Linked DNA regions of Homo sapiens: region 2 is linked to region 1. A link is an interaction called in ENCODE POLR2A ChIA-PET data of the cell type or tissue named here. Cell type or tissue: PC-9. All regions are shown on one strand. Region 1 holds the start of LOC124904711 (a long non-coding RNA gene). Region 2 overlaps ACTN4 (actinin alpha 4).

What was found. ChIA-PET counts read pairs that join two places held together with the same protein. Peaks named below come from ENCODE experiments on the same cell type or tissue, not always from the same donor. Only the 100,000 strongest peaks of a DNase experiment are listed, where the experiment ranks them.
Region 2: POLR2A ChIA-PET joins it to region 1 with 12 read pairs; 15 of 35 experiments call an interaction of 5 or more read pairs at or near these places.

Annotation. Positions count from the first base shown.
Region 1 is chr19:38,733,038-38,738,037 of GRCh38, reverse strand. It overlaps CAPN12 (calpain 12), which reads left to right. Exons shown (of 21, transcript NM_144691.4): 9 at 400-563; 10 at 650-882; 11 at 1,475-1,486; 12 at 1,720-1,928; 13 at 2,494-2,536; 14 at 2,609-2,668; 15 at 3,168-3,225; 16 at 3,649-3,719; 17 at 3,834-3,896; 18 at 4,257-4,335. LOC124904711 (a long non-coding RNA gene) reads right to left here and starts at 1,811. Exons shown (of 2, transcript XR_007067251.1): 1 at 856-1,811; 2 at 1-694. RefSeq lists enhancers at 355-414, 3,841-3,890 and silencers at 835-884, 1,632-1,781. In PC-9, a CTCF peak has its summit at 2,985; DNase peaks (open chromatin) are centred at 1,857, 2,567 and 3,587; H3K4me3 peaks cover 3,042 bases; H3K27ac peaks cover 3,158 bases.
Region 2 is chr19:38,678,218-38,683,217 of GRCh38, reverse strand. All of the region lies in intron 1 of ACTN4 (actinin alpha 4), which reads right to left. Among named protein-coding and RNA genes, the nearest start is that of ACTN4, 33 kb to the right of the region's middle. RefSeq lists enhancers at 4,770-4,829, 4,434-5,000. In PC-9, no CTCF peak of the experiment used is centred here; a DNase peak (open chromatin) is centred at 3,087; H3K4me3 peaks cover 495 bases; H3K27ac peaks cover 5,000 bases.

The sequences.
Region 1 (5,000 bases):
GTTATCTGTGGAGGATTGAAAGGGATGGGCAGTATTTAGGGCAATGGAGGAAGGCTTGGTGATATTTGGGGCATTTCTTGAGATTTGGCAATGTTGAGGGGCTGAAGGGTACTTGTTGGTAATTTAGAGTCTGAGGGTCTTGCTATTTGGGGGTTGGTGGCAATTTAACGATATTTGGGGGCAGCTTGTGAATCTTGGCGATTTGTGGGGCATGTCTGAGGACTTGGAGGAATTTGGCAGAGCTAGAGGCCCAGGCATTTGGGGTTCATTTCTGGAGCCTGAAGGGTATTTGACAATATTTAAGAAATGTGAGGGGCTTTGGGATCTGGGAGTCATTTCCGGGATCTTGGGACCCCCTCGAGGTGGGGCCGGGCAGGGTCTGACTGGGCCACCGTGCAGGATGGAGCTGCGGGACTTCCTCCTCCATTTCGACACCGTGCAGATCTGCTCGCTGAGCCCGGAGGTGCTGGGCCCCAGCCCGGAGGGGGGCGGCTGGCACGTCCACACCTTCCAAGGCCGCTGGGTGCGTGGCTTCAACTCCGGCGGGAGCCAGCCTAATGCTGGTGAGGCCTGAGGGGCCCTGAGAGGCTTCCTGGGGTGGGGGGCGCTGTGGCCGGCTAGGAAACCCCCTTTTTTCCTCCTCCCTTAGAAACCTTCTGGACCAATCCTCAGTTCCGTTTAACGCTGCTGGAGCCTGATGAGGAGGATGACGAGGATGAGGAAGGGCCCTGGGGGGGCTGGGGGGCTGCAGGGGCACGGGGCCCAGCGCGGGGGGGCCGCACGCCCAAGTGCACGGTCCTTCTGTCCCTCATCCAGCGCAACCGGCGGCGCCTGAGAGCCAAGGGCCTCACTTACCTCACCGTTGGCTTCCACGTGTTCCAGGTGAGGTCCTGGGCAAAGCTGAGGCTGGAGGGAACCCGGAGGGTGGAGGGGCGGGGCCGGGCCAAGGAGCGGGGGAGGCATGGAGGGGCGGGGCCAGTGGGAAGAGGGGAGGTGTGGAGGGCGGGGCCAAGGGGGAAGAGGGGGAGTGGTGGAGGGGTGGGACTGAAGAGGATCGGGGAGGAGGGGAGGAGTGGAGGAGCAGGGCCAAGAGGGGGCGGCGCTGGGAGGGGAGTAGGGGGCTAGTAGGGCTGGGGGGCCAGGTCTCAGAGGGGAGAGGGAGCTAAGGGAATGAGAGGGAGGGGCTCAGGGACAGACAGAGGGACGAGGTTAGGGACAGAGAGAGGCTGGGGGTTAGAAGGGCCAGAGGGGACCAAGGATACAGAGAAGGCGCTGGGAGCGCAGATGGGGAAGGAAGAGTTGGGGAGGGGTCGGCGAGGGCCTGGGTCGGGGACTGCGGGGCAAAGGTTCAATAAGGGTCTAATAGGACGAAGAAGGAGGGAGAGAGCACAGAGGTGAGAAGGGGCAGGGAGGAGACCCTGAGCGGCGGCCACCTCTCCCCTGCCCCGACGCCCCTTGCTCTTGCTTCTTTCAGATTCCAGAGGAGGTGAGTCTGGGATGGGGTCAACCGGCCCTGGGGCTTGGTCAACCTGCCCTGGGGCTTGGTCAACCTGCCCTGGGGCTTGGTCAAACTGCCCTGGGGGTGGGGGGGCAGAGCCGGGTCCGGGGGCAGGGGAGGCGTGGACAGGGGTTAGGCAGGGTGGACGGGGCGCGCTGGAGGGTGCGGGGATGAAGGGCCGGGGGTGAGCCTGGTCCGTGGTCATGCCGCCCCGTCCCCAGCTGCTGGGCCTCTGGGATTCCCCGCGCAGCCATGCGCTCCTGCCCCGGCTGCTGCGCGCCGACCGCTCGCCCCTCAGCGCCCGCCGCGACGTGACCCGCCGCTGCTGCCTGCGTCCAGGCCACTACCTGGTGGTGCCGAGCACCGCCCACGCCGGCGACGAGGCTGACTTCACTCTGCGTGTCTTCTCCGAGCGCCGCCACACGGCCGTGTGAGCCCCGGGCACCCAAATCCGACCCCATCCCTGCCTAGACAGGCCCCGAGACCCCCGAGACCCCCGAGACCCCCGAGACCCCCGAGACCCCCGAGACCTGACCTGCCCCGCCCCCAGAACCCCTGCCCCGCCCCGCCCCGCCCCCAGAACCCCCGCCCCGCCCCGCCCCCAGAACCCCCGCCCCGCCCCGCCCCGCCCCCAGAACCCCCGCCCCGCCCCGCCCCGCCCCGCCCCGCCCGCAGAACCACCGCCCCGCCCCGCCCCGCCCCCAGAACCCCCGCCCCGCCCCCAGAACCCCCGCCCCGCCCCGCCCCCAGAACCCCCGCCCCGCCCCGCCCCCAGAACCCCCGCCCCGCCCCCAGAACCCCCGCCCCGCCCCCAGAACCCCCGCCCCGCCCCCAGAACCCCCGCCCCGCCCCCAGAACCCCCGCCCCGCGAGGATGAGCCCAGGGCTCCACGGTCCCTACCTAGACCCCACGCGATTCCTCACCTGAGACCCCGTCCCACACAGCCCCAGCTGGGGCAAACAGCCCCCTCCCCACTTCCCATCTGTAATTTGCAGGGAGATCGACGACGTGATCAGCGCAGACCTGCAGTCTCTCCAGGTGGGGACTGTTCCTGGAGGGGCGGCATGGGGCGGGGATCTTGGCCAGCGCTAAACTTCCGCCATGCGGCAGGGCCCCTACCTGCCCCTGGAGCTGGGGTTGGAGCAGCTGTTTCAGGAGCTGGCTGGAGAGGTGAGGAGGGGGATTGGACTGAGGGGGTATCCCGCTGCGGCCTCCCCTTGGGGACCCCCCTTCCCCCACCCCAGCATCTCAGGTGTCTCATTTTGCTTGCTTTTTCCTCCCTCCGGGCTTAAATCTCCTGACCTTTTCTTGAAATGCTCACAGCTCCTCCCTGCCTCAGGGCCTTGGGCTCAGTCCATACCCTCTCCCAGGACCACCCTCTCCCTCCTGACACCTCCAGCCAGGCTCAGGTCTCATCTAAGGTGCCCAGCCCTGGAAGCTCTCCCTGACCACCCCCCTGCCCCAGGCCGGTCTGCTGGCCCCCCACCAGCAACCACAGCCCAGTGCTTCCCCCGTCACAGCCCTGGCCCTGTGGGGACAGGTCTGTCTCCCCCACTCCTGGAGCTAGGGCTCTGAGGCTCTGTCAGCCCCTGCCGTGTCCCTAGCACAGGGCTTGGCCCAGAGCAGCTGGATGAGTAAATGGCCTCACAAGCCCTCTTTCCTGGACTAGGAGGAAGAACTCAATGCCTCTCAGCTCCAGGCCTTACTAAGCATTGCCCTGGAGCCTGGTGAGTTGGCTGGGATAGGGGCAGGAGGAGGGGTCTTAGCCAGGGGTCCTGCAACCAGAGCCGGTGCCACCCTATGTCTATGAACCCACCGCGCTGCTGGGAGTTGGGCTCAGGAAGCCAGGGCTCAGCCTGGCAGCATCTCCCTGCAGGGGATCTTGTGTGGGCCCCGTGACCTGGGCCACGGCTGCTCGCAAGCTCCCCTTCCGCTGAAAGGCAAGGCTGCCTTGAGCACAGACTGGGCACCCCCTGCCTGGATTTGAATCCCAGCTCTGCTAGGCGCAGCAGTCACTGGCTCCCTGTGCCTCGGCTTCTATAATATGGGACTGACAACATCACCTGCTTAAGGGAGTCACATCCACCCAGCCCTTAAAGTGGTGGCCAGAATGCAGGAAGTGCTGTGGTTTGACTTTGTTTTTCCTGTAGCCAGGGCCCATACCTCCACCCCCAGAGAGATCGGGCTCAGGACCTGTGAGCAGCTGCTGCAGTGTTTCGGGGTACATGGGGGGCAGTGCCTGGGTGAGGGAGGGAGTGGGGAAGGGGACGTTGGGGTCTCTCCTCCCCTTCTGGAGAGATTGACCTTAACCAGATGCCCCCGACCCCCAACACAGCATGGGCAAAGCCTGGCCTTACACCACTTCCAGCAGCTCTGGGGCTACCTCCTGGAGTGGCAGGTGAGGTGGGAGACTGGGCCTCTTCCCAGAAAGAGAGAAACCTTTACTAACAGAGACATAGGCACCCTGTGGGCTATCAGGTCCCCAGGGAACGAGGGGGTACTGGACTAGGCTGACTTGGAGAGATCTGGCTGGGATATCCCTGCCCCCACCCAGCCTCAGCTTGTCCTCTGGGTCATTGCTCTTATTCCCATTTTACAGATTGGGAAACAGAAGTCCCAAGTGGCTAGGCTGCTTGCTGGGGGTCCACACCAGAAGAAAGGGAGTTGGGATGGGCACCAGGCTGTCTTGCCTGGGAGGCCCCATTGGCAGCCCTCTTCAGGGCATGGAGGGCAGCCCTGACTCATCCTTCCTGCCCAGGCCATATTTAACAAGTTCGATGAGGACACCTCTGGAACCATGAACTCCTACGAGCTGAGGCTGGCACTGAATGCAGCAGGTGTGGACAGGGTCCTGGGGTGGTCGTGGGGACAGGACCTGTTCTCTCCCATCCCATTGTCTCCAAGTCCCCCTGCTCAGCTGTGGCCGTCTGCACTGTGGCCATCCACAGGCCCACACCTTAGCTTGTTGCCAGTCCCTGGCAGGGGTTGGGTGACCCTGAAAGAGGCCAAATAAGGAAGGAGAAGGGCAAGGGGCGTGTGTGGGGTGGGGAGGACATGAAAGGGGGATGTGCCTGGTAGGGGTTCTGGGGCAGGGAGAGGCCCCTCCAGGAAGGGGAAGATTAGGAGCTGGTATCTGAGAGGGTCTGGCCCCCAGGGCAGCATGGTAGAATGTTCTGGATTCTGGTGCACCGGGGTTGGAATCCTCACTCTACTGACTCCAGGAGGGGCCCTGGGCACTTGACTTCATCTCTTTGAGCCTCCATTTTCCTCTCTAAAATGGCCAGGGCCTGGTGTGGTGGCTCACACCTATGGTCCCAGCTACTCAGGAGGCTGAGGCTTGAGGATGGCTTGAGCCCGGGAGGCTGAGGCTGCAGTGAGCCGTGATTGTGCCTGGGTGACAGAGCAAGAGCCTGCCTCTCAAAAAAAAAAAAAAAAAGCTAGTACACAGGGTGGTGAGGAGTCGTCCATGCACTGCAGGGCATAGCACTTAGTGATTGGAGAA
Region 2 (5,000 bases), 55 kb after region 1:
ACAGGATTCCAGAGTCATCCCAGCCACTCCAAACCGCTGGCACCAGATAGCCCCTCCCAGGCACTCCCCAGTCCCCCAACAAGGGGGAGACTCACTGCTCTGAGCCTCTCCCAAACTTCATTCGTTCTCATTTTAAAATGTACTAGGCATCTATCACGAGCCATACACTATCCTGAGCACTGGGATTAAACAGACATCCCTGCCCTCATGCAACTTACAGTCTAGTGGAAGAGCCAATACAGACAAAAACAAGCTAAGGAGACAGGGATGGGTACCATAACACGGAGTAATGTGACTGGGGAGGGGAGGGAATCAAGCTCAGCAGGTCAGGAAAGGCCTCTCAGTGGAGATGACATTTGAGGCTGAATAAGTAGAAAGAGCCAACCAGGGGGAGATCATTCCCAGGGAAGGTGCTAGGTGGGAACTCGGGCCTGGTGAGTGTGGCTGGAGCAGAAGGAGCTTGTAGAGGGTGGGAGCCTGAGGAGCTTCGGCTGGCAGTGTGGGTTTCATCCTAAGAAGAGGAAGCCTTTGGAGGGCCTCATGGGGGAGGAGCACAGCCAGATTTCGCGCGGAGAACGCCGCCCCAATCCCAGTGGCCGTGTGTGGACTGCAAGGTGGTGGCTTGGGTGAGGGTTCCAGCAGTGAGGCTGGAGAGAACTAAAAGGACCTGGGGTAGATTCTGAAGGCAGAGCTAACAGGACTTCTTGACCTTCATCAATGCCTCCCCTCTACAGGGCCAGGTATGGTGGCTCACACCTCTAATCTCAACACTTTGGGAGGCCAAGGCGAGAGGACTGCTTGAGGCCAGGAGTTCAATCCAGCCTGGGCAACATAGTGAGACCCTGTTTCAATTTGGAAAAAAAACAAACAAAAAAAGAGACAGGGCATGGTAGCTCACACCCGTAATCCCAGCACTTCGGGAGGCTGAGGCAGGCAGATCACTTGAGGCCAGAAGTTTGAGACCAGCCTGGGCAAGATGCAAGATCCCATCTTTATTAAAAATAAATAAACAAAATTTAAAAAGAAAAAAGAAAAGCAGTTGCTTTGTTGGAAAATATCCTCTTTGCTTTAAATCTGAAATCCTCCAGGCCAGGAGCGGTGGCTCACGCCTGTAATCCCAACACTTTGGGAGGCTGAGGTGGGTGGATCACTTGAGGCCAGGAGCTTGATACCAGCCTGGTCAACATGGCAAAACCCCGTCTCTACTAAAAATACAAAAATTAGCCAGGTGTGGTGGTAGGCCCCTGTGGTCCCAGCTACTCAGGAGGCTGAAGCACGAGAATCCCTTGAACCCAGGAGGCGGAGGCTGCAGTAAGCCGAGATGGCGCTACTGCACTCCAGCCTGACCAACAGAGCAAGACTCCATCTCACCCAAAAAACAAAAAAAAAGATTGAAAGTTGAAACCTGCCTTCAGGTAGCATCCCATGTATCAGGAAAACTGAGATTCAGGACAAGGAGAGAGAATCACAACCAAGGGTCTGGGGGAGACCCTGACAGTGCTGCCCTGGAGGAGTGCACAGCTCGGTCAGAGAGGGACACTGGCGAGCCAGTCGCTACAGGGAGGTGTGATCTGAGGACAGCAAAGGTCAGGTGACACCTGATCTGGGCCTTGAAAGGAGAGCGCGATTGCGATCAGTGGTGACCTGGAGAGAAGGTTGTTCTGCAGAGTGGGAACACCAAGGGCAAGAAAGACAAAAGTACCACAGATGTTTGGGGACCCCAGGAGAAGTGGCAGGGATGGTGTCAGCCGGGGCCAGAAGGTGGAGAGACTGAAGAGCTCAGAACCTGCTCTCTGGGCAGTGGGGGGTGGAGATCTCCCAGAGTAACCTGACTAGATACCAGTCTCAGAAAGGTAGGGTCTAGGGAGCCTCAATCCAAACCAGGAGACTGGAGAAGGCCAGTCAGGAGGCTGCTGAGGGAGACATGGGCACAGATGACGACAAGAGCCAACGTTGGAGCATTTCCTGTGCATCAGATACCATCTTCACAGAGTGGTTAAGTCATCTGTCCAAAGCCACACAAGCTCAGGCAGCCAGCAGCAGCACTGTGAGTTTAGAATCTGCTTTTTTTTTTTTTTTTTTTTTTTTCTAGAGATTGGAGTCTCACTCTGTCACCCAGGCTAGAGTACAGTGGCGCAATCTCAGCTCACTGCAACCTCCACCTCCCGGGTTCAAGTAATTCTCCTGCCTCAGCCTCCTGAGTAGCTGGGATTACAGGCACATACCACCACATCCAGCTAAGTTTTGTATTTTTAGTAGAGACGGGGTTTCACCATGTTGGCCAGGCTGGTCTCGAACTCCTGACCTCAGGTGATCTACCCGCCTTGGCCTCCCAAAGTGCTGGGATTACAGGTGTGAGCCACCGCACCCGGCCAAGACTCTGCACTTTTAAACCCTCACTATATGGTCCTGAGTAAGGACAATGGTAGGAATAAAGAGAAGGAGGAAGGTGAGGGTTCTAAGAGATATTCAAGGGAAAGAAATCAAACTTGGTGCCTGTTACAGGATGAGAAGTCAAAAGCTGACTCCAAGGTTTCTGACTCGGATGGCTGACAAATGGGCAATGCCAAGCCCAAGAAGTGGGACTTGAAAATGAGTTTGGTCTCAGACACGCTGAGACTGAAGTACGTACTGCACAAGCAGTGGGCATCAGGCAACGTCAGTCTAAAGTTCAGCAAACAGGTCATTTGCTCACGTGGGCATTCATTCAGTCACTCATTCAACTACTTCCTGAGGCCGGGCGCAGTGGCTCATGCCTGTCTGTAATCCCAGCAATCTGGGAGCCAAAGGCGGCCAGATCACTTGCAGTCAGGACTTCGAGACCAGCCTGGCCAAATGGTGAAACCCCATCTCTACTAAAAATACAAAAATTACCCAGACGTGCTTGCTTGAACCCAGGAGGTGGAGGTTGCAGTGAGCCAAGATTGTGCCACTGCACTCTAGCCTGGGCGACTGAGTGAGACTCTGACTTTAAAAAAAAAAAAAAAAAAAAAAAAAAAAAAAAACTTCCTGAGCTCCAGCTATGGACAGGTGTGGTGCTGGGGATACACGGACAAATACAAGGTTGCTCCATCAAAGACCTCAGCGTCTGATAGGGGAGAGAGATGCATCAGTAAATAACTGCGATAGAGCGTGGTGAGTGAGTCAGGACTACAGGCATGGGCATCATCCCCACAGATGGGGTACTTAAGGCTGAGGGGAGGGGGTAAGTTCCTTCAGGGAAAAAGGACATTGTGAAATGCCCATGTGTAAGCAGTGGACAGAGGGAGAGAATTTAGCCATAGGAGATGAGGAAGAAGAGTCAGAGAAACAGAGAGACTGTGATGTCAAGGAAGCCAAAGGGAGTTTTTGTTTTTTTCTTAAGACATGGTCAGAAGCATTAAATATAACAGTATGTGGTTATGTTTAAAAATACATACATTGGCCGGGTGCGGTGGCTCACACTTGTAATCCCAGCATTTTGGGAGGCTAAGGTGGCAGAATCGCTTGAGGCCAGGAGTTCTGAGACCAGCCTGGGCAACAAAGCAAGCCCAGGAGTTCAGAGGCCGCAGTGAGCTATGATCTCACCACTGTACTCCAGCCTGGGTGACAGGGCGAGACCCTGTCTCTAAAAAAATACACACACACACACACACACACACACACACACGCACACCCAAATCTATTTGAGCACGTATGGGTAATGTCTGGGGGGAGTGTGTTGGGAGACACTGATGAAACAAGTCTGGCAAAATGCTGATAATCACTGATGCAGGTGACAGGTACAAAGGAGTCCCACCACTTTTGCATATGGTCTGTGTGTGTGGGTTATGTATCATATATTGCAGAGGTTGAGGGGAGTGAGGTGGGGACCAGCACCTGTATCCCCAGCTCCTGACACAGTGCCGGGCACACTGGAGGTGCATGGTACACCATGGTAAGTGATGCGCAGATGCCCTCGGGGATGGAAACCAGGCAGTCTCTGGAGACAGAAGACTCAGTGGACTTGTGGGGCTGAGAAGTATTCGGGAAATAAGAAAATGGAATCCACAAGGAAAGGCTTACACATAAACTGCGCCCAGGCCAATAGCCAAGCACGTGTCTTTTTCCCAGGATGTAACCCAGCTTGGAGGCCATACAGCACCATTCTGTTTTCCTACAGGAGAAAGACTGGATTGCTCCAAGGTAAAAGCTGAACTTTCCCACTCCCACACTCCAGTTTCAAATTCCCACTAAGTTCCCTGTGTTTTCCTTCTCTCATTATCCTGCAAAGGCCGCTGGGCAAAGCAAAGCTGGGCCCCTTTCAAAGGCATATCAGAGCACACCCCACTACCATCAGATAAACAAGCCACCTCTTTCTTGCTTTTCTCCTCTCCTGTGGAACAAGGTTGCATTTAAAAGGAGAAACAGTCCCGGGTTTTGTCTCCGAACAGAGCGAGGTCCCAGGGGCAAGGACTTGGGGTAACACACAGTGGCTGATTCCACGGGATTGGTCACCACTGACAGCGAAGAAGGTGTGGAGGGACACAGGAGACAAAGCCCAAGCCCAAGCCAGACAGCAGAGAGAAAAAGGGTGGCTGTGTCGCCCTGGGTCCCATGGCCCGGAGAGAGCCAGGGAGCTATCAGATTCTGCTCAACCACACTGCGTATCCTCTATCTTTCTCTAGATTTTCCATGGTACTGACTTCTCTGCCGATGCCCCATAAATAACAATGGCCACCAAAGACAGCCTAGACTTCCCTTCCTTCCCTGGTATTGCAGGTCTCGAGGCTCAGCCCAATAAATGGAGACGAGTGGGCTGTCCCAGAACACAGCACCATAGTAAACCCAGCTGCAGGAAGGTGGCCAGCCAGTCAAACCACAGGGCTGTGTTCTTAGGTCTTTAGCTATCCCTAGAAACACTTTACTGTCGCTTTCACGATGTAAGTTAATTTTACCTGCAGGTAGCAATTTCTGTATAAAAAGGAAGTCTCAAAAAGGAAAAAACAAAAAGGTCTACAGCGTTTTAGCCACACGTATCA